6 separate regions of the Mus musculus genome follow, and all the other regions are linked to region 4. The links are chromatin loops, found by intact Hi-C in ENCODE. Cell type or tissue: left cerebral cortex. All regions are shown on one strand.

Evidence for each region. Peaks named below come from ENCODE experiments on the same cell type or tissue, not always from the same donor. Only the 100,000 strongest peaks of a DNase experiment are listed, where the experiment ranks them.
Region 1: a loop joins it to region 4, with 2.7 times the contacts of the local background. A loop is called at or near these places in 2 of 42 quality-filtered maps.
Region 2: it touches region 4 in a loop (9-fold over the local background); 29 of 42 quality-filtered maps call a loop at or near these places.
Region 3: it touches region 4 in a loop (4-fold over the local background); 5 of 42 quality-filtered maps call a loop at or near these places.
Region 5: it touches region 4 in a loop (2.4-fold over the local background); 5 of 42 quality-filtered maps call a loop at or near these places.
Region 6: it touches region 4 in a loop (4-fold over the local background); 2 of 42 quality-filtered maps call a loop at or near these places.

The regions. Positions count from the first base shown.
Region 1 is chr5:90,928,704-90,933,703 of GRCm38, forward strand. It overlaps Mthfd2l (methylenetetrahydrofolate dehydrogenase (NADP+ dependent) 2-like), which reads left to right and starts at 2,493. Exons shown (of 8, transcript NM_026788.1): 1 at 2,493-2,730. The coding sequence starts at 2,615. In left cerebral cortex, a CTCF peak has its summit at 2,483; DNase peaks (open chromatin) are centred at 2,023, 2,472 and 2,901; H3K4me3 peaks cover 1,782 bases; H3K27ac peaks cover 1,237 bases.
Region 2 is chr5:90,362,207-90,367,206 of GRCm38, forward strand. It overlaps Ankrd17 (ankyrin repeat domain 17), which reads right to left and starts at 3,979. Exons shown (of 34, transcript NM_030886.2): 1 at 3,461-3,979. The coding sequence starts at 3,841. Gm9958 (predicted gene 9958) reads left to right here and starts at 4,791. Exons shown (of 1, transcript NR_045618.1): 1 at 4,791-5,000. In left cerebral cortex, a CTCF peak has its summit at 2,506; DNase peaks (open chromatin) are centred at 2,517, 3,081, 3,275, 3,549 and 3 more places; H3K4me3 peaks cover 3,769 bases; H3K27ac peaks cover 2,982 bases.
Region 3 is chr5:90,578,701-90,583,700 of GRCm38, forward strand. It overlaps Albfm1 (albumin superfamily member 1), which reads left to right. Exons shown (of 14, transcript NM_001252661.1): 9 at 889-1,021; 10 at 3,217-3,314. It overlaps Gm42109 (a long non-coding RNA gene), which reads right to left. Exons shown (of 3, transcript XR_880417.2): 2 at 2,413-2,479. Among named protein-coding and RNA genes, the nearest start is that of Gm42109, 3.8 kb to the right of the region's middle. In left cerebral cortex, no CTCF peak of the experiment used is centred here; a DNase peak (open chromatin) is centred at 2,522.
Region 4 is chr5:90,221,290-90,226,289 of GRCm38, forward strand. It overlaps Cox18 (cytochrome c oxidase assembly protein 18), which reads right to left and starts at 2,707. Exons shown (of 6, transcript NM_001033310.3): 1 at 2,327-2,707; 2 at 942-1,042. The coding sequence starts at 2,650. In left cerebral cortex, a CTCF peak has its summit at 2,429; DNase peaks (open chromatin) are centred at 1,904 and 2,771; H3K4me3 peaks cover 1,747 bases; H3K27ac peaks cover 1,154 bases.
Region 5 is chr5:90,586,841-90,591,840 of GRCm38, forward strand. All of the region lies in intron 12 of Albfm1 (albumin superfamily member 1), which reads left to right. Among named protein-coding and RNA genes, the nearest start is that of Gm42109, 4.3 kb to the left of the region's middle. In left cerebral cortex, a CTCF peak has its summit at 2,304 (motif pointing left); a DNase peak (open chromatin) is centred at 2,332; H3K4me3 peaks cover 465 bases; H3K27ac peaks cover 301 bases.
Region 6 is chr5:90,638,667-90,643,666 of GRCm38, forward strand. It overlaps Rassf6 (Ras association (RalGDS/AF-6) domain family member 6), which reads right to left and starts at 1,861. Exons shown (of 11, transcript NM_028478.3): 1 at 1,721-1,861. In left cerebral cortex, no CTCF peak of the experiment used is centred here; a DNase peak (open chromatin) is centred at 2,031; H3K4me3 peaks cover 852 bases.

The DNA.
Region 1 (5,000 bases), 710 kb after region 4:
CCCGTACTGCAGTTTCCTGCCAGGCAGCAACTATAACCAAACTGTTTGTCTAATCTATTTACAAAGACAAACATAACTAGATAACTCTGTCACCGTTTTGTACGAAGTGAGCTGTATGAGCGCTCTCATAAGATGATTACTCTTGTAATTATCTTAATTACAGTATACAGGTGAATTAAAGATCTTAAATTTGAAGTCAAACTGCAAGCTGCAGTCAATGGAACAATAGCAGTTTTAACCATAATTTTTAAGTTTTTGTGCAAGGTTAGGATAATACCTACAACCCTGGGAAAGTAAAACCCAAGTTTAAAACAATTTATTATCTTTAAAATCAATATTAGAAGCATTACTATCATATTACGAAGTTTGGATGTCAATTAATACCTATGAATACCTATTAAAGCAAGCTTTAATGCTTTTTAATAAAAAGACGTTGCTTTAAATCTTATCTTAAATTTTACTATTTAGGATACGAACCACATTAATTATTACCTAAACTAGAAATATCTTTAGAGACCCAGCCTCTTGGGCTGCCTTATGCCATGTGTCGGAAGGACTCTAAACTTGAGTTATCAAATTTAACACTAACCATCTGTAGCAATGTAACAATTATTAATCTTAACCAACAACTTATGAGCTGATTGTGAAAACACTCAGAGCACATTACCAATAAAAAAGAACCAAATGAAGCAGTTACATTTAGACCAATCAGAGAATAATAATTTTTGTAGCTACAATCATAGAATAAAAAACACTTTACCATTGTCAAACACATTAATCATAAACCATTTATTAGCTTTTTTACTCCGAAACTTAGAGGCTGTGCACTCGCCCTTATTTCCTAAAACGAACAGTTTTTCCAGCAGGGGCCCTCCCGCCATGTGTCTGATTCCTGGCTGAAACACGTGGCAGCTCTCGGCTTTGCAGATAAAGTTTTTTATACCATCTTTATTATCCAACATAAAACATAGAACATTCATTCATACAGACTGGACACGAACATACATGAATTGAACACGAGAACAGATTGGTGCACCGGACATTAGACAAGACACAAAAGGGAACAGAGTACTCCTGCTATAAGGCCCAGAGAGATATTTCTCTCTGCTTTTTGGGACATTTTCCTCCCTTATGATGCATTTTTTATTAACTGGGGCAATCTGCCTATTCCTTTTAATAAACCCTTTCTTTTCTCACACCTCATGTAGCTTCGGAGAGCTACGGCCTACCGCCTATTACCCAGCTCCTCACTGCTGAACCTAAGTGAACCAGCGCTCGGGTTTAACGCTGTCTCAGCTTAGCCCATACCTTCTCCGGTATGAATTTCCCTTATCCTTTATTTTATGGAGCTCCGAACCAGCAGCGTCTCTTCCAAAAATCCTTTGCCGTTTCTCAGTCCCGAGTTGGTTCACCAATTGTTGTGTCCGGCCAGCAGACCACAACCTGGGTTCTAGCCTGAAAAGGCATTTTGGAAACCTGGAAGAGAAGAGGGGCTAGGTGGCGAGAGAAAAGAATGTAGCCAAGACAGTTACTCTGATCAAGGCTCAAATTTTATTGTTGCGACACTAGTTATGAAGGAAGGGGGAGGGGACCCGATTCCCGCCGAATAATCTCGGGTCCAGTAGAAAGGTGCACGTGTGTGGCTCCTCAGGTTCCAGCAGTGGGCGTGGCAGAACGAATGAGCAGGAAGCTCCACCCCTGAGCAAGCAGGTTTCAGGCTGGGGGAGGGGAGACTACACTTGTATATTTGGGGTACAAGTTCACAACAAGTATTTTACAAACACCCACCCCTCAACGAAACTTTTTCCTTGCCTTTTCATTCTCTTAACAGGTTTATTTTTCCCCCACAGCAGAAATTTAAATTTTTTTTATACACTATGATAAAGTGTTACATAAAAAGTCTCGATGCCAAGATTTTCTTCTATGTTTTCTTTCTGTGATTAAATGCCTTCTACCAGACAGACATTGCACCACTGTTCTTGATGGTTTTTTCACAGAACAAGCTCTCTAACATCTGGGACTTTCCATAACTAGTTTCCTCAGTCAGACAGTAGTCTAAACAGCTCTTGCCCCTCGCATCACTGCCACAGCTTGACCTTGGGAGGAATATTTCCTGTTAGCTTTGCAGATGATTTTTGCTTTCTCATTGCAAACTCCCTCTGCTTTAAGGTTCCACAAACTCTAGGATCTTCTGGAAGTGTCAAGGATGCTGAAGACTGATAGAAATCCCAAGGACATCTTTGTTTCTTCCTCTCCTTGAGTTTCTTTTTCAATGCATCTTAAGGTCGCACAGGGAGTGAAAAGCAAAGACCTGCAACAACTTTACTGCTCCAAGCTGCCCTCCCTGTAACCATGGAAACGAGACCAGGGACTAGAGCTGGGCCTGGGGCACAAGGGGGCCTTGCTGCCTGCAAGAACGGCCGAGGACTTCCCTGTGCTCCCGTGGCGACAGCGTGCACGGGTTGGAGCCAAGTCGCCCGCCACCCCGCGGCCACCAGCGGTGCCGCCTCTGCCTTCTCGGGGCTCGGCCCCGCCCCGCGCCCCGGAACCCTGCTGAGGGCCCCGGGCGTGTCGCTGAGCTGACCGCGGGACCCCCGGAGGCGGACGGCGAGGCATGGCGACGCGGGCCCGCGGCTTCTCGCTGCTCCGGGGCCGTCTGGGCCGAGGGCCTGTGCGAGCCCCGGGCGTCGCCGAGCGCGCGTGGCGCGGCTTCGGGAGCAGCGGCCGGAGGTAGGAGCTGCGGGCAGGGGCCGCGCGCTGGGCGGCGGCGGGGCCTGCGGAGGCCCGGGGTGGCCGCGGTGCGAGGCGCTCAGGCAATGGGCCGCGGCTTTGTTCAGACTGTTCTTGTGCGAGGAGGAGTAGGCGCTGTGCAGACCTGTAGTCCAGCGTTTCTGTTTCTTTAGTCCTTTGTCACCGGCTTGCTGTAATCTTTCCCACCTCGGAATGTCTTACAGTTTCCTTAAACTGCATGCAGTCCAGGCTGGCCTCTCCGCTTGTAGGGCGCTTGGCAGCCTTCGGATTTGGTTGCTGCCCGGGACAATGAAAAGACACCGTGGTGCCCAGGAACAGGCCACGCTGCCGCAGCGTCCCTTGTCTGCTGGGGAATCCAACCTATGGAACAACAGCAATGCATAGTGTCTTGCCCAGGGCCTTCGAGTTCAGAAAAACTCATTTGTAAACTTCCAGTGCTTCTTAGGTGGCTGGAGACTCTCGCTTGACGGTTTATAGTCACTTTGTGTCCTCAAGGAAAAGTACAGTGAGGCTGTGCCCATAGGTGCTGTGTGATTTAAATTAACTCCCCATCATACGTATTTGGATCTTAGTTTTGAGTCACTGAAATTTAAAGTTCTTTCTGTAGTCTTAACTTCGGAGATGGTTTGTAGTGACTAGGTCTATAGAAGAGGATGTGTGGTAAATGATACAGCTTCGGAATTCTATTGCTGTACACTGTTGGCCTGTAGTAGCAGCGTTGGGATTTGCTGTTTAGCCAGAGTGCTCTCCTCCCTTGGAAGAACAGATTTGTAAGGGTTCTGTTTGCAATCCAGACTTGAAGGGGTTGTCTACCAAGAGTATCCTATTTAAATCATTATCCTTGGAATTTCAAGTTTTTAGTGCTTCCCTCTAGAATAATGGTAATTTTTTTGTTAGTGTATAAGTTGATTAATGTCCCTTCATCAGTTCGATGTCTCCATCTCCCCATTTGCTCCTTGCCTAATTCCTACTGAAACAACAGTTACAACCTCAGTATTTGGTTGTAGCCACATGCTCCACACCCACAAACACATAGATATCCATCCATTCATAGAAACTTCCCATCTTGCAATTTGTAGTTTGGTCTGGTGGCAGGCCTTGGGTTTGAACTCTGATACCTTAGAATTAAAGGTGCAGTCTGTTTTGGAAGACTATTTCTTTCAAACTGTGATGATAAAAGACATTACTTTGTGCCTGCCTGCTTCCCATTCTGTTTGATGCAGATTACAATTATGTAAGAAAAGAAATGCCATTTTGTAGCGTTTTTGCTTTTTAAGACGGCACTAACCAAGTTCGGATATGGTGGTACTTTTTTGACCTTTCTTTTGGCCCTGACCGCTTTACCTGAAGGCAAGGCTGGCTGTGAAGATGAGAAACACCAGCAGACTGGTGTATCTCGGGTGGGGAGGAATTTGGACAGTGTGTTGATGTTTATTGGTGTCTCTTTTCTCTTCTAGGGCCAGCAGAGAGAAGAGACTCCATCTTCCAGAGGTTGCCACTGTCTGCCTCCCCATTCAGTCATCTTTTTAAGTGACACCTCATTTGTCTGGTCCCTCATTGTCACACTTAACATCATTCCTGTTGGCATGACATTTGAATCATAGTATATTTTTTTATTGGAAATTATCCTTGATTACATAAACTCTTTCCTCAGTGACATTAACTATTTTAAATTAACCAATTTGTCACATTTTAGAGCCCTTAAGTGGAAAAAGATTGTTGACGTTTTTTTATTTCTTGTCTCAGTAGACACCTATAAAAATGGAACACACTAAGTATTCTTTACATGGAAGGTTAATTTAGTATGTTGAATTTCAAGAAATAATATTTGATTCAATTTGGAAGCTATAAGATCTCATAACATTATTTACTATTCATTTTGCAATAACTTTTCCCTTCAAAATTCTTTGTTAGCTATCCTATTTATGCATGAAAATTACAGCTTAATAAATGAGGGAAATTAATGTAAATACATAGATGTCTTTCTATTTTTTTTGGAGCTTCTTTTGTTGTGAAAAGAACTACTTACATGGTCAAAAATGTTTAAAAAAATCATCTTGGAGCTTAAATTATTCGCTCTTTGTGGTACTGTGTAGGGATTTTACCAGTCAGGATGGCTGTGGTTTAAAACACTGCATAAGTCTGGGGCTTGTGCTTTTCACTGGGAGGAACTTAGCAGCTGCCAAGCCAGCCCTGTGGGGCAGGAATGTCATAGACTTTGCACATTAGCTAGTACTGGTCTCAAGGAG
Region 2 (5,000 bases), 140 kb after region 4:
CTGATCTCATGTATTTACAACAGTGGAGCCTAGCATCTTTCCATTAAAAACAAAAGAAATGAAACAAGAAATTAGTGTCCAGAGTCTTAATGATAGTTTCCCCTTCTCCCTCATCCTCAACCCTACCTCTTTTACAGATGCAAGTCTCCTGGCCTTGCAGATCCTCAGTACTGTCAACACTAATTCACTGGCCCTCATTGTCTAAAGTTCTTCACTAAGTTTCTTTCTTATTTAAAATAAAAAAGCACATCTTTTTCCTCAAATATAGGTGGAATTCTGATCGACTCTCACCATACTTATATTTTATTCTTTTCTCTTCAACAACATTGCTCTTGAACTTAAAAGTTCTATCATTAACATTTCCTCCCTTTGAATTGTGCTTCAGAGAAAGCTGCCTTCCACTCATATCCCAAAGTGTGTTCAATAGAATGCAATATTATTTCTGAAATGAAGTATAAACTCTTCCAATTCTACCTTTTTCTTGTAAATATTTAGTTCAATCCAATGTACAACGTGTTTCTATGTTGGGAAATATATTTTGTTCCTTACTAGTCAGTAGCCCATTGAAAGCTGAGCAAATTAGACTTTCAACTTAGAGGTAAAGTCTTGTGCCAAAAGAAGGGAAGAGAGGAAAAGTTTTCAATCTTCTGCACGCTTTCCAGGTACAGCTGAGGCTATACGAGCATCAAAACCATTCCATCCAATCGGAGATACTTTGGAGATACCTACTCTAAAGGATAAATAGGGCTTGCAACTAGGTACTAAAACTTACAAATAAAGCTCTTACTTAAATCCATGTTCTCTCCCATTTTTCCTCTTTCACCAGACATAGGATGTCCAGCTAACATTTCTTTTTGTCATGTTGTCATCCTTCAACATCTTCAAGTGAGACACCGCAGAAGTATACACTTTCAGATGCTCTCCTAACCTTTTGATGATTTTTACAGGAGAATTAGTTCAAGGATCAGATTATCTGCATTTGTAAACTGTGTAGGCCAAAATAATTTTGGGGAAAAAAAAAGTACACTTCCCAAGTCCTGAAAATTAAACTTCTGAAGACATGTAAAGACAGTGAAAGAGAAAAGAAACTATTGCACAACCCAACCCGCCCACCTGACTCCAAGTTGCAGCACACAGCTCAGAGCTTCACCCCTTCACTCTGATCACAGCATGCAGGCCAGTCCTTTCTATCATGCCCATTTCTCATCATGTGTTACAGACATTTCTTTAATGGCTCAGCTTTCTTATTACATATATTTCACCCAACAAATGACAAACCTATTGCTTTACTTGTGAAGATGGCAGTGCAAAACACAGTAAGGATCAACACTGTCTTAGCTGGTCAAAGTACATATTGTACATATTCTCAGATGAAAAACTCAGACCTACAAAAGGAACATACCCACATGCTTCAAGCCATCTATACAACTTGAGGAAATATCAGGTCATGGACAAAACTACCTAGGGAGGTGCAGTTTGTAGCAGAATTCTTCTTTAAGTATTACATTAAGTATACGGCCTTGTTCCAAACCAGAGCTTAATGTTAGAAAACTTAAAATCTTACTACTGGTGGTTTACTCACAGTTGCTAAACCTGAAATTCAGCACCAGTTTTTGAAATAGGTCAGAAGGGAGACAAAATGTACAGATGTCACTGAGTCTCTAAAAACTTTGATTCCTACTTTTGCAACTATCAGACACTATCCTCCAGTATCCTTTAAACCTTGCTGCCCTTATTTTTAAAATAAAGAGGCTGAGCTGCAGAGGAAAAGTCTTTCCCACTTCTGAGAACTATAAAGCTGGCCAATTCTAAGTACCAAAACAGAAAAGGATTCCATCACGTCCTTCTCATCATTGTTTCAATATTAAAGTTTTGCTTTCTCTTTTGTGTTTGTTTGATTTAAGGGTGTCTAGGGCCTTAGGCCTGCTAGACACTAAGCCTTGCCTACATTGCTTACAATGAAGCCTGAGCAACACGCTGTCCAGAATCAATCAATAAGCAAGTACAAACTACCCATACACATTTACCACAATAGGCCCAATAGAAATAACAGAAGGGACAAGTTTGGAGGTATATATATTCCTACTCTTAGAACTTTTTTCTACGATGTAGCTTCATCTAAGGTTAGGGAAAAAATGTTTGTCTTATTGCTAACAGGTGAGCCTCAAGTCTCTTTCCAAGGTCTCTACATAAACAGAACCTGGATGGGAAAGAAGAAATCAAATTAACTCAAAAGCAGCCTTTTACCAGGCTCTAGTGTGGCACGCAGTATTTCTGGATAATTCAATTAGTCTTCTCTTTAGAATCAACTTTTACAGCTTCTTTCCCTCTGCTGCCTCGAGTTACTATTTCCTCCATATTTGGGTGTTTAAAGCTTCCATTTCCTAATATTGACAAAAGGGTTTGTTCTAAAAGAACTAACAACTGGTAGGTCATAGTTTGCTATCAGTATGGTTCATTAAGCTTTTGGGTTAAAAGGAATAAGGTCCTACAACGCCGCCTGTCTGTAGACCCAGGAAAAACTATAAGGAGTTATGAAACCAGATCACTAGAACATAAGGCCTCCCTATCCCAATCACAACCATGCCCGGGTGCAAAACAGACACTTCATCCCTGCTTACTTTACAATAGATAAATAAATAAAGTTAATTAAATAAAAGCGGGGTATGGTTTGATTATTTCTTATTAAGGGAGAACCCGATGGATTATTACACATACACGCAGAGCACCTAACAATTTTTACGTACTAAGTCACTTGTAAACGCATATGGAGGGATAGAAGATCGGCTCATCCATAAATCTTTCACAAATCGAGGAAGCGAAGAGTACTTCAGCAGCCACGAGTTTAGAGAGAGAGAGAGAGAGAGAGAGAGAGAAAGAGAAAAGAAAAAGCCCTGCAGCAAAACAGTATGGAAAAGTACAGCCTCTCACGTGTCTCTCCCAGATACAAATACTTAGCTCCGAGTCCATTACAATCTTACCGCCCCTCCACAACTGCTCCCGGCCACCTTCCACTGACAGAAAACTACCAAGCTCGCAGTCGGTCCCCCGGAGACTCTCCTACCTATTATCTTACCCCTCCCGCTTTAGCTCCGCCCCCGCCCCGGGAATGAGGTGGCCTTACTGGCCCCAGAGAGACCACCCTTCGGCCCCAAAGTGCCACCCGGGAATCCGACCAATCAATCCCTCCACCCTTCACCCTGCGAAGCAGCATCCTCGGCTAGCCAGCTTCTCGGCAACTCCGTGCACTCTCCGGTCCTCCCACCCCCACGTGTCAGCTACCCTCCCCCACGTCCCCACACCTCACGACTCAGGCCGAGCAAAGAAAGGGGGCAGCCGAAAGCCCGGTCCCTCAGGGCAGATCGTAAGCCCCGAGGGCTCGGTCCCACCGCGAGTCCCCTCCCACCTTAGGCCCTCCACGGTCCCTTCCGCCCTCCTCGAGGTGAAACCAGGCCCTTGCCTCAGAAACCTCCTCTTCCTCGTCGTCGTCGTCCTCCTCTTCCTCGCTGTTGTTGCTGCTGGTGCCGCCGCCTCCTCCTCCTCCTCCACCGCCACCGCCGCCGCTGTTGTCGCTGTCGCTGCTGCTTTCGCTGCTGCTCGGGGGTCGGCAAGTCCGGTTCCGCTTGGCCTTGTGGTGCGGCGGCTGCTGCTGCTGCTGTTGCTGCGGTGGCTTCTTCTTCAGGAGCAGGTCGCAGACTCGCACCATCCCACGAGGAGAAGAGGCCGGGCGAGCCCCGCCGCCGACCTCCGCCGCCGCCGCCGCGGGGGGGGCCGCCACTGCCGCCGCCGCCGGGGGACTCCCTTCTCCCTCAGCCGCCGCCGGAACCGTCGCCTTCTCCATCCCCGCGGGAAGAGGGGGTGGGGGACGCGGACGGGGGAGGGGCGTGGGGGGGCTCCGCTCTACCGCGACTTCGGTCGCGCCGGGGCCGACACAGCGCTCCGGGCCGCCGCCGCCGCCACCGCCTCGGTCACCTCTACTGCCGCCGCCGCCGCCGCCGCTCCGCCAGCTCTCACCTCGTCTCGCGATACTAAGGGCGGGGAGCTTGGCGGAGGGAGGGAGAGAGGGAGGGAGGGAAGGGAGGGAGGGAGAGAGAGCGGGAGGGCTGAGGGGGGGCGAGGCGGAGCGCGAACGCCGTGCCCGGGAAAGCCGAGCAGGCGTCCGGAAGGAGCCGCCGGGGGAGTGCGCCTGGAGTGGCTTCCTCTGGGGAGACCGAGTCTGAGCGGGGACCGCAAGCAGGGACCGCGGGCGGGCGGGCGGGCGAGCGAATGAACGAGCGAGCGAGCAAGCGGGCGGGCGAACGAGCGCCTGGGTGGCTTGTCTTCTCCGCGCTACTTCCCCCACACACACAGCCCTGCAGCCCTCCCTCCTTCCTTCCTGGCTTCGTATTAGAACGCAGCCGCAGGCGGAAGCGCGGGTGACGCCATCAGCCGGCGCCGCGGCGGCCGCGCGAGCGCGGAGCCCTGCCTGCCTCTCCCAAGTGCAGACTCCAGGGCCGGGGAGTGGGCTCCCCCGCGAGCGAGCGAGCGATCGAGCGTGCGTGCGTGGGCGCAGGGAAGCAGAGGCAGTGGGATGGCGAGCAGTGGGGCCCGGGCTAAGTCGGGGGCGAGCGCAGAAGCGCGGGGGAAGCTGGGCGAGCGCGAGGCCTGGCCCCTCAGATCCGGGAGGTGGGGCCTCGCCCCGGACCTCCTGGATGGACTTTTCCTGCCTGGCCATTTTCTCCACCGCCTAAGCCAGAGAGCATTGGATCTTCCGAGAGAACTTCGTGAGAGGAGAGAGACTGAAGTCAGGTCCAAAAGAAAACTGTTTCCCCTCCACCATCCCTTGGAGCGATCACGTCCTCACTTAGAAAACTCTTGTCCGAGTTTGAGTCTCGGGTCCTAGGCTTCCTAAATCTGACTATTTTGTACACCTTTGTAATGTGCAGGAACGGAATCTAGTGATTTTTAAGACTATACACTTCCGAAGAGGTGGGTGTGGGAGCTGGGCCATCATCGTATGC
Region 3 (5,000 bases), 360 kb after region 4:
CATTGTGGTGCCTGTCCAATCTCACTCTGCAGCGGCTTCATCTCCGGGCTGTAAACCGAGGCAGGCTGTGAGGACGCATCAAAGGTTTCAACTTCATTCTGTGTTTTGAAAACATTCTAGAATCCACTGTATTTGCCTTCTAAAATTATTGATTTATTACTATTATCATTATTATTAATTATGTATATGTGCGTTTCTGTGCATTCTAAGGCTAACAGTGCCAGATCCCCTGGAATTGGGGTTACAAGCAGTTGTGCGCTCCTGTATATGGGAGCTGGGAACTAAACTCTGGTCCTCTGGAAGGGCGATGTGTGCTCTTAACCACTGGGCCATCTCTGCTGCCCCCATTTTATTTCTTTTGGTGAGCCAGATGAGTGTACAGATTATGACTAGACCACTCGCACTTAGTGGCTTATTTGAAGGGGGGGATGGTGATTTAATACCTCAAAAGTACAGTCCTAGGAAGTCTTTTTTTTTTTTTTAAGAAAAAAAATTAGTCCCAAAGGTAATTGGAAAATATATATTTTCCATACAAATACTTGACACTGATCTCACATGGAAGTTTCTAGAGTCTGAGCCAGAACCTTCTAGTCAGCCAGTGTGTTTCAGGTTCAGGTTCTGAATCTGCCATCTGGTACCACATGGCTTTGGAAAATCACCTGATCTTATTGATTTGTTTTTTTTTTATCTCAGTGTATGATAATGAAGCTCCTGACAGCTTCCCAAGGTTTCTAAGTGGGGTCACTTCAACTTCATGGTCTTCATGGCTTTTTGAAAATAACAAAACACACACACACACACACACACACACACACACACACACACAACCACAAACTCATGGCCTCCGAGTTCTAACTTTTGTCTCCTCGTGTGTCTCGTACAATACAGGTTTCTTTATGAATACTCAAGAAGACACCTGGAGTTGGCGGTTCCCGTGATCTTAAGAGTCTTTGAAACATACAAACGTGTATTGGAGAAATGTTGCAAGCTAGAAAACTCCTTGGAATGCCACCAGCCTGGGGTGAATTCCTTTCTTACCTACTTTTAAAAAACACGTTCCTCACGAGTGCTTGCAAACAGTGAACGCTCTAGTGCTGTTAGAACCACTTCCTTTTGTAAAACGAGTTTTCCATGTTTTTGGTTAATTATAGCATTAGGCCAGAAGCAAGATTCCTTCCTTATCCAAAGCTGGATCATCACAGCATAGAGACTTGTCTGTCTTATAGACTGTTTCTGGAGACACTTGTAGTGTCTGTTTGAAGTGAATGCGGAAGGCGGTTTGACACAGTAGTAGGGTAGTAGAGCCTGGTTGGGTGCCATGTTGTGTGGAAGATGCTTCTATTTCAGGTGAGCAATCTGCCTGACTGCAGGTAGCAACTCTTGATGTGCACTTTTAAGGAGACGCTAGAGTGCACACAAGCTCCAGCTTTGGGAGTTATCCATGGATTTACCATGGCCTAGGTAGTTCTGACTTTGGTTATATAAAATGATGACTTACACATAGAAGATTGTGTCAAGAGTGGAAGTCAGCTATTGGATGGAACACAGGGCCCCCAATGGAGAAGCTAGAGAAAGTACCCAAGGAGCTAAAGGGGTCTGCAACCCTATAGGTGGAACAACAATATGAACTAACCAGTACCCCCAGAGCTCGTGTCTCTAGCTGCAAATGTAGCAGAAGATGGCCTAGTCGGCCATCACTGGAAAGAGAGGCCCCTTGGTCTTGAAAACTGTATATGCCCCAGTACAGGGGAACGCCAGGGCCAAAAAGGGGGAGTGGGTGAATAGGGGAGTGGGGGGTATGGGGGACTTTTGGGATAGCATTGGGAATGTAAATGAAGATAATACCTAATTAAAATATATATTTAAAAAAAAGAGTGGAGATCAAAGCAGGGATGAAGAGGAAAATCTGTGTCTGGGTTCAAGCAGCTGCAGCTGGTGTTTCTGTTTCTAGAGAGAAGGCTACGCTACTGTGCACCTTCTCAAAATATCACTGTGAGGCTTCTGTGCTGGACAGTTTTACAGTAACTTGACACAAGCTAGCGTCATCAGAGAGGCGGGACCTCAATTGAGAAATTGTCTCCATGAGATTAGGCTGCAGACAGTTAGTGATTGATGTGAGGGCCAGGGCCGTTGTGGGTGGGGCCTTGGTCCCACTGAGAGCTGTTGGTTCAGAGTTCTGCAAGGAAGGAGGCTGAGCAAGACAAGGGGAGCAAGCCAGTAAGCAGCACCCCTCCATGGCCTCTAAATCAGTTCCTGCTTTCCCTGATGATAAATAGTGGAAGCAGAAACCAAATAAACCCTTTTCCTCCTCGTGTTGCTTTGGTCATGGTCCTAAGACAGCTTCCACAGTGATCTACAACTACGGCCCCATGCAGAGGCATGGGTGGGCAGAGACTGCATGGAAGGCCTTACCGTGGCATCCAGTTGACTCTCTCGGTAGCCTGGTAAGACAGGCAACACTGCAGCTCCTGCATGCGTTCTGCGGGTAAGAAGATAGCAGTTCGGGTGGGTAGGCGATTTGCCTCATGTTACACCGGCAGTAAAGACAGGGATAAGAATAAAATCCAGGCCAACAGCTTGCAAATCTGAGGGAATTTTCTCTGTGCCAAACACTGCTTATTAGGTTAAGGTACACTGTGCTGGCTTGCTAAGGGGTGTGTGCTCCTGTCTAAGAGCTGAGCTTGCAAGGTTACTAATGCCTTCTTCTTACTGGAGCCTGGTTCATGGTGGGAGAACACTTTGATTTACTTTGAGCTCTGAAAATCCCATTTGGTTCCTCTCAGTGTACTTTGTGGCTTTATAACCATGACTGATATATGTATATGTGTGTGTGTGTGTGTGTGTGTGTGTGTGTGTGTGTATATATATATATATATATATATATATATATATATATATATGTGACTCCTTAGCACACATACTATCTGTATACCTGCATATTTGTGCTTAGGTGTATGTGTGCACACTGCTAATATAAAAAGCCTAATTATTAAATGAACCAATGAACAGACACACATATACCAGCTAACTAGGTCTATACCCTTTCTCTTTCTGGCTTGATGAATGATTTGCCTTGTGGTTATAGAATACAACATTTAGGCCCAAAGATGAGTTTACGTCATGATAAAATGAATTCTTAATCTTGCCCATGACCCTGGCATATTGCTGTGACCCTGGATAAACACTAACAACATCATCTTTTTTTTTTTTTTTTAGAAAGAGATGTTCCAAAAAGTGATACTTGAAAGCCGTGACCAAGTTAAAACTTACTGTGACTTACAGAAGCAGCTGGGCAGTAGCAGCTTCCAGGACAGGTGTGCTCGCCAGACACCCCAGACTCATCCTCATCAGAGACTGTTGGTTAGTCCCTGATGCTAAGATTGGCTCAGAGTGTTCATCCACCCATTAATTGAGTATTAACCAGCCCTCTGTGCTGATTCAACAGATATTTAGGTAAGTTTGGCAGTTTCTATCCTGCCCCCAACGCAGTCTTGAGATGCCCCTGAGGTAAGAGAGAAAAGCAGGCTGGCCCTGCAGGGCCACCATGACCTTCATCCCTGTGACCTGGAGCTGTGACTTGGAATCAAAGCTGCGGTTGAGATTAGAATCCAGGGTCCACTTACCTGTCTGTTTTTTCAGGCGAGGTTAATATTTTGACCACCAAGAGCTTGATGGATGGCTTAGTTATTTGTCAAGGGAATGCAAACACAGTGGTTCCAGAGAGCTCAGTGAATCCTATTTATCAAGGATTGCATAATCCAAAAGTAAAGGCCACTTTAGGAATCGCTGGGGTCTTCTAGAATGGTCTATTTATACGCATGGCATTAGAGGAAAGTTGAGTTTGACATAGCATCTCATAATATCGAGTTTAAATTAAAAGTCCAAAGTAATGGGTCACAGAGTGCCCTGAGTCTTTCAGGCGAGGGCTTTCAGCTTAGTGCTTTCTTTCCTTTTATGTAGTGTGCAGTGCTCACTGTAAGGATTAGATTTGTGGCTCTCAAACTTTAGTGTGACAGAACCTTCCAGAAGACATTACGACCCAGGCCCCGAATTCAGCGTTTCCAACTCAGGAAGTCAGCGGAAAGTCCTGGATTTCTAACAAGTACCTCAGGAGGCCGAAACTGCCATAGCTGGTTAACCCCCTTAAGGTCGCCTGTCCACCTAGCTGCTCTGGAAACTGCCTCCTTCTCCACACGCATTTCTACTGGCAAGGCAGCAGTTAGTGCTAGTTGTCTGTGGTCTTCAACACGAGGCTCTATGGTCTTTCTCTTTAAACCATGTCCTCTCTTTCCACCCTCATCACTACTTCCCAGTTCAGGCCATTCTCCTTTACTTTAACAATAATACCCCACAGTCAATGACTTCCCAAATCCTCCTATCCTACCTAAGCCCCGCCCTTCACCCGGCTTATTCAAAGGCTTTGAGATTTCTCAATTCTAAAGACTTTTCCTCCAGACACCTTTCCAGGCCTCCTGAAATGGGCACTTCCATCCTCTTTTATACTCTGAATTAAAGTTGCCAAGGAAATAGACCAGTTGTTTTTTTTTTTTTTAAATTTGAATAAGCGTTAAACCAGAATGTGATGTGCACCACAGGCTGTCTGTCCACTAAAAGCAGAAAGAAGTCACACTCCCTGGTCACAGCACGATTTGCACAGTAATTAGTGAACTCATTATGAATAGTTACTAGTCCTCAAGATGATCTGACAGTTCCGCTTGCCAAATGAAGTTTGCCCTAGCTTTACCTGCCAGTTTACCTAATTTATGTTAACTTAGTCTATAGAGATCAACAGCCCCCATCCCCACCCCCTGCCTCGCCCCCAAAGCCCTTCTTATATCTTTAAGCAAGGGGATAGTTTTGCAACTGGCAACAGCTAAGCTCCCCCCAAATTCCCCAAGCTGAGAGAAAGGGGAGCTGTTTATGTCAATGGATTCTTGGGTCCCCGAAAAAGACATTGCTGGCTCATAAAGTGGGTGAAAAGCTAGATGTGTTTTTCAATA
Region 4 (5,000 bases):
ATAAGTGGTTTGCTTACATGTATTTAATTGCACCACATGAATGCCTGATGCCCTCAGAGGTCAGAAGTGGGTACTGGATACTTCGGGGACTGAAGCCACAAACAGCCATAAGCCACCATGTGAGTATTGAGAATCAAACCTAGGTCCTCCGAAAGAGCAGTACGTGTTCTTTAGGCAAGATACAGAGACCAATGCTTTTAATCCCAGCACTCAGAAGGCAAAGGCAGGCGAATCTCTGAGATCAAGGCCAGCCTGATCTACAAAGTGAGTTCCTGGACAGCCAGAGCTATACAGAGAAACCCTGTCTTAGATTAAAACATCAACGAACAAATAAACAAATGAAAGCAAGTGCTCTTAATTGCTGATTCAGCTGCTCTTCAGTGCAATGTCAAGTTTGTATTAGCACCAAATAAAGATGACAAAGCTCACATTAAATAGAATTTGCCAAGCATGGTGGCACATTACTTGCCCAGCTCCACTGACTTACGTCAAATCTTAATACAGTATTTAATTCACTGACTTTATCTTTTCAGTGGCTCCCAAGAACACAGGCCAGGTGTGGTATCACAAATGTGTAATCTAAGCACTTGGGAGGTCGGGGTTGGAGGATTAGAAGTTCAAGGTCATTCCTGGGTACAGTTACCCACTGGGCATCCCTGGTGCACATGAAACCCTGTCATATTCTGACATACAGAGCCAGATACAATGGTCTGCACCTGTAATCTCAGAGCTGAGAGAGAGGCTGAGATAGGAGGACGATTCAGCTTCACAGGAGTTGGAATAACGCCTGTTTCTTCCTTTCTTTGATTCCATTCCAATACATAAAACCACCATGCAGCATAGTGATTAATATGAATACGCCAATCAAAAGAATACCTAACCGTGTATACACGCACACACCACACACACATTTTCGTGACCGCAGACCCAAAGCTGCATACCTAGCCACTCTCTTGGACCATCCAAACTGACGGGCACAGACTGCAACTTCTTGGTTAAGGCGCTTGGCGATGTCTTTTATTTCTGGTTGCAAGTTTTCCACCTAACTAAAGAAAAAAGTTGTTTGATGAGTTCATAAAGGATCTTTACTGATAACTACTGCATGGTTAGCTTCAGCTGTCAACTTGGCACATCCAGAAGAAAGGGCCTTCAACTAAGACATTTCACCCATCAGATTAGCCTATGGGGCATTTTTTAATCACTAATTGACATGGAAGAACACAGGACACTGTGTGCCACCAGCCCCAGGCATGTGAACGTGAGCTGTATAAAAAGCCAGTAAGCAGTGTTCCTCCAAGGACTCTGCTGCTGTCCCTGCTCTGTAATGCCTCCACAATAGACTATATAACCTACAAACCACATAATCCCTTTCCTCCCCCACTCAGCATTTGGTCAGGACAACCAAACTCACAGTTCTAGTCTCTGTTCCCTAGACCATATACAAATGTTGTTTACTGATCACACTTGTAATCGAAAACATTTAAGAAAACTCTATTAGATATTAGTTTGCTTAAAGTATCTTTGACCCCAGATTTAAATTCCTTGCCTGTACATCTATCTGCGTGATCTTGGCAACCATACTGAGTTAAACCAACTGCAACTTCTTGGTTATGGGTACCTGATGTTTTCTGTTTCTGGCTGTGCATAACCTGAAATCCTGATTCCCAGTATGTAGCATATCTAACAGCACCTCCTCCATAGGATTTCGAGTAAATGAAAACTGCATCCTGGTTCTTACTGTTCCATCCCTACATTTCCCAGGAGAGAGAAAACAGCATTCCAGTGTTAACACCTCACTGTGAATGCTTCCTGGCTCAATGCTGCTGCTCCCTTCCTGGCAATCCTCTGTGACTCAAATTAAAATCTTGACTTACCCCACCCCCACCCCCAGGCACAGCCATGGGGGAGGTAACGTTATACCAATTCCACTGAACAGAGTTCCTAAAAAGCCAACTCGAAGTTTCAATCCATCAGATACAGGGTAGTAGGTGGTAGGCCCAGAGGAAGAATTCATGTCTGGAAACTGCTAACTTAGTGATACCTTTCTAGTAATAAAGAGCAGTATCAATAGTGACAAATGATGCTGCAGACTCTTAAAATGTTTATGACCCTAATGTTTCAGGTTCCTCCGTGCCATTTCTTCTGAATATTGGTCTCAACCGAACATTTGGGAGGCACTTGTATTTCGAATAAATACTTGGTAGGTCGGGTGAACTGGAAGGTACTCGAGTCACCAACCATCATTTAACATGCAATGCTAACTAAATTATTTTAGCCTCCATGTTAACACTAGCAGGCAGGCAGCACGGGGACCGACGCCCCTCACCTTAGCCAGGATGTAGTGCTGATAGGCGGCCAGGGGCAGAGTGACAGCACCGCGCAGGGCAACGGTGCTGAGTATGATGTTGCTCCACCAGGGGAGGCCGGTAGCCTCCTGCGCGCCCAGCAGCACTTCCTCCGCGGTGCGCACCGGCGCCGACGCTGCCAGGGCCTCATACCAGCCACCTGGAGAGGCCGCAGACACCGAAGCGGCTGCCCATACCGGAAGGGCTGGGAGCCGCGCGCTGCTCCAGGCGGGCGGTGATCCCGGTGCCGGGAGCCGCAGGGTGGGCAGCGACCTGAGCCACCCGGCACACGACCGGCACAGCATGGTTACACGGAGCGGGCGGCCAACTAGAGCACTAGCACCAGGAGGTTGCGCGCATGCGCGAACCCGAGGCCACGCCTGACCTTCCCAGCCGAAAGCCCTGTCCAGTGTCGCGCTAGAGATGACGTAAGACTCCGCCTTTCCCACGCGGCAATGAGCCGCTTGAGGCTCTCTTAACTCCTTTCCTTGCTGGGGTGGAGTTCAGAGCGGGAACCGGAACTGCAGGGGTAGGCGGGGCGAGCAAACTGCCTTGCTGTTGAGTTTCAGTTTCCACTCAAGGAAATTGTGGCTTGAGTACTTTTTGTGACTCGGCTGTTTCCGCCCAAGGCGCGCAGCATCTATCTCCGTTTTCTCTACGCACTGCTGAAACACCTACTTTGGGAATAGTGTTTCTGGCTCGGTCAGTGTTAAGTCTGCGTCCTTTATCCCCCTAGGCAGCTCTACTTTATAATAAGACCTAAATGTCTTTATCTGTTCCGGTTAGCATTCTGTATTCCTTTATAAACAGAATGCAGAAATGCCGAGTGGTGGCGCACGCCTTTAATCCCAGCACTTGGGAGGCAGAGGCAGGCGAATTTCTGAGTTCGAGGCCAGCCTGGTCTACTGAGTGAGTTCCAGGACAGCCAGGGCTATAAAGAGAAACCCTGTCTCGAAAAACCAAAAAAAAAAAAAGAAAAGAAAAAAACGAAATAAATAAATAAGAAGAAGAATCACCATCATAATAAGGAGCAGGGAAAAATACTATTTTTCATTTTACAAAATGAATTCCATCAACAGCACAATTTTGCTTCAACGGTTAAATGGAATGCACAGGGCTTTTAACAACTGTGTGTTTTTCACATTCGTGTTCCTGTCAACAGAAAATAAATGGAACAACGAAGTGCCCACTCCTAGGGTAGGCCAAAGTGAATTGAGTTTTTAGAAACCTCTCCCATGTTTGGTAAAGCCAAACTGTGGACACTGTCCTCTACTTTATTGAACACCTACCAAAGCTGTCAGATAGCGTATTTTCTGAAACTTGGGTAACCTGCCTTTAGTTCCCATAGCATAATCCCTTTTAAAAACAGCTCACTTATCTCTTGCTAGTTTAAGAAACCACCGTATTTCCATAAAACTGTTAATATCCAGTAGGCCCTTCCAAGATGGCCTTAAGCCAGAGAAGTTACTTAAAAACAACTCCCCCAAGTCCCAACTTACCATACATGAGAACCTAGAATTAATTCTCAACACTGGGAAAGTAGGTAAATTTATTATGTGTAATAAATAAGCCTGTTATTTGTAGATCTATTGTTCACAAACCCTAAACCAAAAATTTCAAGCAGTTATTAAAATCTTTAACAATTTTTTTCTACAGCTACAGGTAACTGACAACCTCTTCTGATAAAACTGCACACCTGCATTCATGTCAAAGTAATGGAAATAAATTTAAAAACTAAACCCATATATTGTTATGTGAACTAAACTTCTTAATACTTATTTTGTGATGTTGCATATATGAGCATATTTAACTTTTTGTCTTCTTAATAATGTGCATATGACGTGTCTGTAAATCTAACACTAACCCTGAGGAGGAAACTCATGTGGTATCAGAGACCACTTGAGAATTCTAAGGATTGGATTGAGGTTATCAGGCATAGCTTTATGCCTCCCCCATAGGCCCTTGAGATATACAATATGTTCTCTCTGTAGCACAGGCTATTCAAGGACTCACTGTAATTCAGGCTGAAGTGTACTTTTGAGAAAACCTCATGCACTAGTGCCTGAGGGAGGCAAAGGGAGGTTAAGAATTCAAGTCTGGGTCTCTCCCAAGATCCTTCTCTGAACACCTAAAAATTAAGGGGCCACCGCTTGCAATAGCTCCCTGAAATATATATAAAATATATAAATGTTTCTGTATATAAATGTGTATAAATACACACACACTTCTCAGTACTTGCCATCAATTTTTTCAATTTTACTTGTGTCATACAACTCATTTTTCTTCTTAACTTTTGACTTCTTTGAAGAGAACCATCTAAGGGGGCTGGAGAGATGGCCTGTTACTCCTTCAGAGAACTCAAGTTCACCTTCTAGCTCTGACCTCAAGCCATTCACAAACAACTATCTGCCACCCCAGCAACACCCTCTTCTCTCTTCTGGTCTCAGACACCTGCACAGTAAATCTATCAATCACACACACACACACAGTTTTTAAGAGGCAGCAAGGTATGCTTGAGGCCATCCTGGGTTACCTGCTGAGTTCCAGTCTAATCCAAGGGGGTATGTGTGTGTGTGTGTGGGTGGGTGGGTGGAGGGAGAGGAGTACAGTGGCACAGATCTGTATCCACACTCAAAAAGCAAGGGTTGGAGGATT
Region 5 (5,000 bases), 370 kb after region 4:
AGATTCTAACAACATAGAGGGTAGATATTTGCCCAGCTCTTGTGTTGTTTAAGGCTTATACATATGAAGGTTATGTGTGTGTCTTTCATCTGGGAACTTGAATCATAAAGGCAGAGTAGAATCCTTGGGCCTGGATTTAAATAATTACTATAACATATTGGTTCTCCTCCAATCCCAAGTCGGGGATGTCTAATGCAAGATAGAAACCTCAGGCCGGGATTAAATAATTTTTACAACATAATTTAAATTTTCTCACCCAAGATTGTTAGTTCCCAGCTGTGCTTCCCAAGGACTTGCTGACTGTGTGTCTCCAGGTTAGCTTTGCTCCATCAGCCTGTTCAGGGTCCACTTCTCATGATCCCATGTGCCCTGTGCTCATGATCCCCTCAGCTTCCTGGCAGCCTCCTCCTCTCTTGTCCTCCTTTCCTCCTCCTCCTCCTCCTCCTCCTCCTCCTCCTCCTCCTCCTCCTCCTCCCCCTCCTCCTCCTCTTTCCTTTTCTCCTTATGGTCCCTGCCTGCTACCCCTAGTCCAGCCCAGTAACTGAAATTCCCACTCCCTCTGTTCTCCCTAGTAATTAGCTATAGCCACTTTTATTTGACCAATAGCTTTAAATTGGAGAGCAAGCTTTATACAACAAAGGCTGGTGTATGTGGGAATTGACTCATGTGAGGGCAAGTAGATCTTGGGAGTCAGTATTTAGCATTCATACATTTACATACATAGCACCAGACCAATCCCCAACATATATGTGTGTATATAACACATAATATATAATATACAACATATGATATGTAATATATAGCATGTTATAACCTATAACACAACACATAGCATATATAATATAGAATATTAACACAACATATAATATATAATATAGCATATAATATATAATATGTGCATATATATATCCATTCCTCCTCCCTTTTCTTCCTCTTATAATAAGAATGGACACATTCTTTCTACTTGATGGTTATGTGACGATCAGGTAAAGCTGTTAGTTACATTCTTAGTTTGTAGTTGAAAGTCCAGGGAAAGTAGAGAACGGAGATGAGCAACACTTTGCAGACTTGCATATGACCACAGAAATGTATCTATGCCTATAGCATTTACACTAAACAGCATAAGCTAAATACTGTATCTTTCTGCTAAAGGCTACTGTAACTTAGTGACAATTAGCCCAGGCTCCATGTGAGAATACAAGAAAGAAGTTAATTTCTACTCTAGAAAGCAAGGTTTGCTGCTCCTTGAAGAAGAGACACAGCTAGGTAGCACTGTGTTATTACTTCATCAAATCCTCACTGCAAGTCTCCGAGGCAGGTAACATCATTGCACCGTTCTAGTTATGAAGAAACGAGGGGATGAGAAAGCAGGTCTCACTCTGAGACCACGAAACAGGGGCAGGAAGCAGAAGCTGAGGGCATAGGAAAACTGAAGAGTAACAGGTTAACAGGAAATAGAAGCTGGGCCTGCTGGAAGGAACCTGGAGTCCTAACTATTCAGAGGGACTGCAGAGTTCTGGGCAAGCCTGGGCTACACAGTGAGTGAGGCCAGTCTGACTTACATATGTAGTGAGGCTGTCTCTAAATCTGAAAAATTATTTTTAAAAGGTCTGGGGATATAGCTCAGTGTATATGCGCAGTATACAGTATATGTTCATCCCAAGCACGAGTAAGGCTTGTCTTTACTCCCTAGTACTTAGTAAAAGAAAAAGAAACTAGATACTAGACCGTCGAAGAAACTATTTGAAAGCAAGTATGAAAACTAATGTGAAAGTTAATTTTAAATAGCATATAAATAGAAGGATTTGCTTTAAAGGAAATGATAGATAATTTAGTGAAAATTGAAAACTGTGGAAACAAAAACCTGGAAACAAATTGGTAGTAATTAGGGTCAAAATTGGACATAAAAAATGTAAAGGTAAACTAAAAAACTGAAATATTGAGAATACAAGTGGAGCAGAGGCTGCCTGGGAGAGACTGGGGTTGAGGAGCAGAGAGGACAGAAGAGGTAAACAGCTTCGAAAGGAACCCCTGGGTGTGACCTCAGTGGGGGTGAGCTCTGCTTCGAGCCAGTAGAGCCCTCCCACGCCCATCGCCCTTACAGAAACGGCAGCTTTTGTGTTCGGAGTGGTCAGAAGTAACGACTCCCCGAGGTTCTCGTTCTGAACCTCATTTCCAGATGTCCTGAATTCGGGCGATGGGAGACCCATTCTCGCCCATCATCCATAGGGAAGGCCATTTCTTCTTGTTTCGGGGTGAACTTCCATCCTCAGCTCTTGTGCTCTTCCTCCCTCTATTGGCCATTCTGAGAACTGCATCCATGAACTAGCTGCCGGGCCGGCGGAAAGCAAGCCTGGAGCGAGGAGAAAAAGCTATTTCCAGAGATGAGACTAGAGCCCTTGAGAGGTGTGAGGAGGTGTTTGGGAACTCGCAGTTGTGAGTCAGAAGAGAGAGGGGAGTGTACGTGAGGAAGCTTCATTATAACTGAAGACTTCATTAGGATAGTCAAGACCGTCCCTGTATATGTAAGAGAGCTGGGGTGAGGTACCCTTTTCGTGTGGGTGTCAGGAGGGAAGGGGATTCTGATGGAAGAACATAGTTAAAAATGGGTGCAGGTGGACCTACCATCACCACCGTCACCATTATCAACACCACAACCATCACCACCACCACCATCACCATCATCGCCACCATCCCCATCATCCCCATCATCGCCATCATCGCCATCACCACCTCCATCATGCTTAGAAACAGAGAAGTCCTGTGGTGTAGGTTGCCAGGGTTCATGATCTGAAGTTTTCCAAGTAACACTAGAGTAAGAGAAATAAGGAAATGCTTGTCAACGTGTATACATTTCCAACTATAGGACGAGCCAGTTCTAGGTCTGGAGAGACGGCTGGGGGTGGGGCTAACGTGCTTACGGTAGAAGCATGAGACCCGAGTTTCACCTTCAGCACACCTACAGAACCTAAGTGAAGCTTCAAACACCTGCAACAACAGAGGCAGAGACAGGAGGCTCTCTGGACCTGCCTGACAGGCTAGTCCTGCTGCTCCCACGAGCTTCAGATTCTCTGACAAATACACTCACATGTATGTCTGTTTCTGTGGCCTGGGACTCAGGTTAGACTCATCTCCTGGTACGTGGCCCAGATACTTCAGTGCCACAAGCAATTGCTTTAGTAGGAGTGTGTGTGTGTGTGTGTGTGTGTGTGTGTGTGTGTGCTGACCCAACTGCAATGGGAAGAATTCTGTGCTCCTTACTCCGAATAGTCAATTTGTTAGAATCTGATAGTTATCATTCAAAGGTGGTATAAACTGGTTGGATTATATACCCACATTATGTAGATTAAATGGCACAGAGACACAAACACGCTGTCTTCATTGGAGACGGACTCCGGTTAGGTCTACTTAAGAATGAAGGCTGAATATGGACAGAACAGTTGGCAAGAAAGATTATGTTATATTATATTCTGATTTAAAAAAAATATTGAGAGCCGGGCAGTGGTGGTGCATACCTTTAATCCCAGCACTTGGGAGGCAGAGACAGGCAGATTTCTGAGTTCGAGGCCAGCCTGGTCTACAGAGCGAGTTTCAGGACAGCCAGGGCTACACAGAGAAACCCTGTCTCGAAAAAACAAAAAACAAAACAAAACAAAAAATTGACTCTTCGGCCTCTGCTTCCCAAGCGCTGGGATTAAAGGTGTGCGCCACCACCCCCCGGCAAAAAAATTGATTCTTTTTATGATAAAGGTAACTATGATCATTTGTAAAATATAGACAAATAGAGAAAAAAAATATCATTTAAGCCCAACAGTGTGGAGACACACATCATAAATGCATGTGTAACACAGAAGTCTATGATGCCATACTTGTATGGTGGGCGCACACTTTCAACTGCTTCCTGCTCACCCGTCTTTGGGTTCACTATGGTTAGTAATGCAGGTCCTGCCGGCTCTTGCTACAGCCTGCTTGTTGTAGCATTTCCCTGCCAGCCATCACCTTTGTCTCTCAGTGGGGGAGTTTGTGAAGCACTCCACCTCCTCACAGCCCCCAGAGGCTCTCTAGGCATGCCACCCTGGCACTACTCCAGACTCACAGGGAGAAGTCCTGGCCTGCAGCCCCTGCCACCACCCACAAGGCTGGCGTCCCTCCCCCCTCCCAGGGTGACGTGCTTGCGCTTGCGGGGTCCGCCATGGCCGAGCTGATGGGCCTTAATGATTTGCAGGACTTTCGAGAAAACACTTTCTCGATACTTTTTCAACGAGTTTGCTGCCCCCCCCCCCCCCCCCATGATTCAGAACTGAGTCTAATGAAAGGAGACCTAGCAGGCAACTACAGAGCTGTCTCCCGGCTTCCCAAGACCAAGCATCTCTCATTAGGTAGACTTCTCACTCAGCTTTTACGATGGAAGCTCACCCCACCGATTTGTGAGTTATAGCCAAGGAATCTGAAACCCCTGTTACAAAAGCAAAATGAAGGACACTTTCAGGTGAAGACAGAAATCGTAACACTGAAATTATAAATAAAATTATAGGTACAAAGGCTGAGATACAGCAAAGAGTAACATACGCCAAAAGCTGCCTGCTACCCCCATCATTTTACATTTTTTCTTTAAAACATTACACTGTATATTTTATATACATTCTGTCACTAGTTATTCTTCACAATGGCATTTTAATGATCCTGTAATGTTCTGTTATATGACTCTAACCTTTTACTATTGTTGCACTTGGACATTATCTTCACTTTCTATTATAAATTACTATGAAGAAATTTTAATTTGTACTCTCTGTCACCATATCTGCTTTTACCTAAATTCCTAGGACCCAGAGCTAGGGAAACGTCAGCTTAGATGACATGGCCTGAATTCCCTTGGCTCTGCCACGGAACTTCTTAGAAGTAGGCCGTGTCAGTCTTCTGGAAGTTTAGTGCTGTCTCACTAATGATAGTCACACTGCCTCAACAGTCTGTGTCCTCAGGTGAGGTGAAGGTGTGGCTTT
Region 6 (5,000 bases), 420 kb after region 4:
ATAGGGTTATATATTTTAGGAACAACAGATAAACATATACGTATAGCATATAAGCTAACTAGGAAGATAGTTTTTTATGAGGTTAAGGAGATTCATCTCAATATTAAAATATTAAATATAGTCAAACAGATTTATCTTACTTGGGGCACTGTTTTTTATATTGATATATCACTAGGGAATATAAAATCAAATACTTTAAATTGTATTCAACAGTTTATATTCAGTATAATAGATGAAAAATGTTTAGTTATTACTCTGAGGTAGTCTAAATAAATGAGATTATTTTATAAGCCAAACTGCACTGTTATTGCTAGATCCTATAAGCCAATAGCACAACAAATGTCAGTTGACTTGGCATTAGAAATCTACCCAAAATTCTTCAGTCAGTATCTCATTAGATGTGGATTAGGAAATTCAAATTCTATAGTGGAAAAATGAACATTTAAGACAATGATGATTTGCATTGTAAACCATTTAGCAACATTCATAAAACTCATAGCAAGAGTCACAAAAGTGTCCTTTACACAACACCGTATAATAAAAAGCCACTTCCTTGTCATTTAAGCTGAAGAGTTAGAGCCCGACAAAGCATGAGCACCAGACTGTTAGCATATAAAGAAAGTCACCATCATTTGACTGTAAACCATTCAATATGTGTTACAACAGAAGGGCTTAGCCCAGATAGTCTAATTTGATGAAAGTCATTCAAATGCAGTCTTTCATGTGAAGCATAAAGGCCAGGGCTTTACAGCATAAAATAGATAGTAATTTTCTCACTACAGATGCTTTTTATTTCCTCAGAAATAAACACCACTTTCACAAAATAAAAGTGGATAACATTTAAGTTTAAACTGGCCTTCAGGTAGGCTAAACACTTGGAAGTGAGGAGAAGCCAGGCAGTTTTACCACTACAGAGCTGCTGCTGCTCGCCCATGGTCACCAGGTCAGTCTCACAAGCACTGTTCCTCTTCCAGCATCCTCAGGGTCTGGTGTTGTCTGTCCAGCTCAGGTCAGTTTGTCCTCCCCGTCACACCCATTTTACAGATCTGTAGATTTGTGGGCGGTGACATACGATGCGATGCCGTTTGTGGAAGAACTGCCACCTGTTTAATCCCCACTAAAGTGCCCTGAGACACATGGTATCATGTTTGTTTTATAGATGCCAGACTTATGAGGCTTAGATATGGGAAGTAACGTTCAAAGTGACAAACTAGTAAGTAGCAGACACAAGGCTTGATCCTATGACTCTCCAGCTTCAGAATCTGGATGCTAACTCACAGATGCCCTTGTGATTACGGTCATCCTAACATTGTTTGGTGAGGTCTTCATTATATCTCAATCCCTTCTCAGTGAAGCTGATTTACCTTGAAGAAAGGAACATTTAACTGACCCCTCAAGTTAAAGGGTCTTTCCTTTACGATGTAGTCATGTATGACAAACTTGAAACACAAGAAGCAGCTAAGGTAAAAGTCAACGAGCTGGCTCTTTGGGAAAGGGGAAGGCAGGGTGGTCTTGCTGCTCCAAACGCCCCTCCCCACTACTGTGTCCTAACCCCCTCACGCGCTTACCTTCTCCAGGAGAGTATTCTGAAAAAAAAATTCTGATTTAAGGCCAACTCACACTAGGGCTCAGGTTGCGCTGATGCACGCACGGGTTTACGCTTCCTGACTATGGATTTCAGTTTCTCTAGACCGCTCTCAAATGCTCCCCGCACCCCTACCTGGTGTGCCTGTGTGTGGACTGAGCGGGGCTCTTCGCTTCAACCTCCAAGTTCACCTGCTTTTGTGCCGGGCAAAGGAGACTCTTGTGACCAAGCAGCGCGGAGCCTGAGGTGGCGAGCTGTCCCTTACAGTAGTGGGAAGGCGGAGCTGCCTGCGGGTGACAAGGCGTCCTTGTCACTCACCTGATCACTCACCTGCTCCGAGCCGAGGCAGGCAGTCAGGGTGGAGGACACATGGCTGGCCCCACAGTGCTGCTCCAGGCAGAGTTTCGCAGCCCCAGCGGCAGTTAATTATTACAAGGTTGCCCATCGCAGGGGGTGTGAGCAACCTGAGCCACGCCCAGTGCCTCAGTGCATGTTGGGAGTGTTTACTCTGTCCTTGCGGCCAGCAGGTACCCTGCTCTCTGCAGTAGTGGACTGATGGTGGGGACCTTTGTCAGTGACAGGCTGCAGGATCTTTGCTAGCCAACTGTGCTGCAGATAAACGGCTCCAGCTAGGACTCTGCGTTTTGTCTTTGAAAAGTTAAGTTGTCTTTCAGCTTGTGATTTCTTAATTTTCTTTTCCTTAGTCTTGGCTTTCTGCCAGCACCTTTGCACCCAAGACTTTTTTTTTTTTTCCTCACACCCTTAGGGTGTGCCAGAACCTTCCAGGCAGCTTGCAACATCAGGGCTCATGTGCCTGGCCTGACCACCTGACTTAAATTGGGTCTTGGGTAGCCGTATTATTATTTTAAGAGAAGGTGAGGCAGGCTTGACTTGTGTTCTCTGAGGTGGAATGCTGACTGAACTGAAGGTCTGACAATGACGCTAGAGCCCCAGTGCTTGTTTGATGTGTCTATACGGTGCCTTCCATAGGATTCTAAACTCACGCAGAAAGGGTCAGACAGTCGAGTTAGCCTGTGGCCATTGAAAAAGGTGAGGGGCTTTGAGATTTAACAGGCATTGGTCAAAAGAGGTATCGGCCATCACTTGTACTAGCTTGGCCACGTTGGCTCACAGTATACTGGTGTGTGGTTGCTGGCGTGGACTGACCTTTGGATGATAAAGAACAGGACCTGCAGTGTTTACAGCTCTGCTTCTACAATGTCTTGCTCAGATCCTGGCTGCACCCAGTCGCCCGTGCTCAAACGGATCTCCTGTTTGTTTTCAGTGTCTGGGCAACACTGGGTTTCTGCCTTTATCTGCAGCCTTCCCTTTAAATACTTTATCCTCGTGTAGATGTATAGTTTTTCTGTAGACTGTAAAGCCATATAGCATGCACAATGTGAAAAATTTCAAAAACACAGAAATGAAACAAAAATATTTACAAATCTATCTCTGGAATAAAATTATTGTAAGCAGCGGGCTGACTGTCATGGCTGACATATTTACTCTGGGAACATATCTGAAGGTGGCTGCATAGTTTGCTCTTCTATAACTTATCTTTATCTCATAAAAGATATTGTGAACAATTTACCATATGTCAGGGTGGGTTAATTTTTTTCTTACAATGTATTTTAACTAGCGGCACTGTAATATGCCATATGCATAGAGCATTATTTATTTAAGCAGTTCCTTATTGAGAGGGAGTTTTATTTCTAAACAACACTACAGCGAATTTTTACATGTAATTGCTCTGAACTGTGGTTACGACCTTACAACCTTCAAAGTGAAGTAACAGGATGAAAAAGGGTATATACTTTAAATTATATTAAAATTTATTTTACTTTTATCTTATGAGCATGGGTGTTTTGCCTGTGTGTGTGGACACCATCTGCTTTCTGTGCCTGCTGGGGCTAGAAGAGGGTATTGGATCCCCCAGCAATGGAGTCACAGACAGTAGCGAGTCACCATGTGGGTGCTGGGAACCGAACCTGGGTTCTCTGCAAGAGCAGCAGGTGCTAAGTCCTTAGCCATGCCTCTAGATTCTAAAAGTTTTCTAATCCAAAGAATAATTTATTGATTTCATAATCCTAGGGTAATATGTGTTCATGAGTTATTGTACTTCTTTCCAATTATTACCAGTTTGAAAGTTTAGAATTCATATTTTATTTTATTTTATTTTATTTTTTGAGACAGGGCTCACTTGATAGCTATTCCAGTCTCCAACTCTCGACCTTTTGGTTCATTTCCTTAGTGCTGGGATTCAGGTTTATACCATCCTCAGCTGATAAATGCTGTAAATGTGTACAGAATTAGTTACTAGTAAAGTCGAAGTCTTTCTTACATTAACCTTGCATATTCGCTTTTTTTGTTTTTGAAATTTTCTCTTTGCCCATCTTCCTCTTCTTTAAAATGTGTCTTTACAGAGGAGACTTACAACTCTACCTTGGATACGCCGTGGCTTGACTTCCCAGGCTTTTCATTTATAGCCTAGTCTTGTCTGTGATATTCTTGACATAAGAAAGTTTCAAAAAAGTAATCAAATCTATTTTCTTTGTTATTTTGAAATTGAGTTTCATAAACAGCTTTTCTGATGATCCATTTATGCATTTTCTTCTAGGGTTTTCTTCAGATATTTATTTACTCATTAAATTCTACCCATCTGGATATCTTACATTAAAAAGATAACATTGGAATGCCAGGGCCAAAAAGGGGGAGTGGGTGGGTAGGGGAGTGGGGGGGTGGGTATGGGGGACTTTTGGGATAGCATTGGAAATGTAAATGAGGAAAATACCTAATAAAAAAAAGAAAAAAAAGATAACATTTAAATCATACTTCATTTTTCTAAGCTCCTCAACTTTTAAATAAGTCATACTTATCAAATCATACAAAGTATTGATTGGCTCCACATCAAGACGGGAATCCTGTATGTCTCTAGTTCATCCCCTAAGCCTAGAACAGGGCTCAGCAGGCCCAGCCTCTGTCAGCCCTTGGTGCCGTCCTTCTTTTTCTCCTCCCATACCCAGCAAATTGGTGAGACCTGATACAATATCTCCACTGCTCTCTCCCTACTTCAGGACAGCACGGTCCTGGATTGGACACTACAATGGCCTCCGACGGCCTTCACTGTTTCCTTCGGTTGCTCATGTACCATTCAGCCAGCAGGATCTTCTATAAACTATTCTCATCGCATCAGACCAACTTCCTTTGCTAAAAGCCTTTCTAGTGGTTGCCCCATACCTGTGGAATGAACTCTAAATCTGACCTCCTTACTAAGACATAGAAGGTCTCGCTCACCCCTTTCAGCCTTGTTGACTCTCTGCTTTCCTGGTGTTTCCTGTACAGTCTTCTTCAGGTTTAGCTTTTCTCCTGGAACAGACCAGCCTTGTTCCGGCTTTACTGCCTTAGTTCTTGGTAC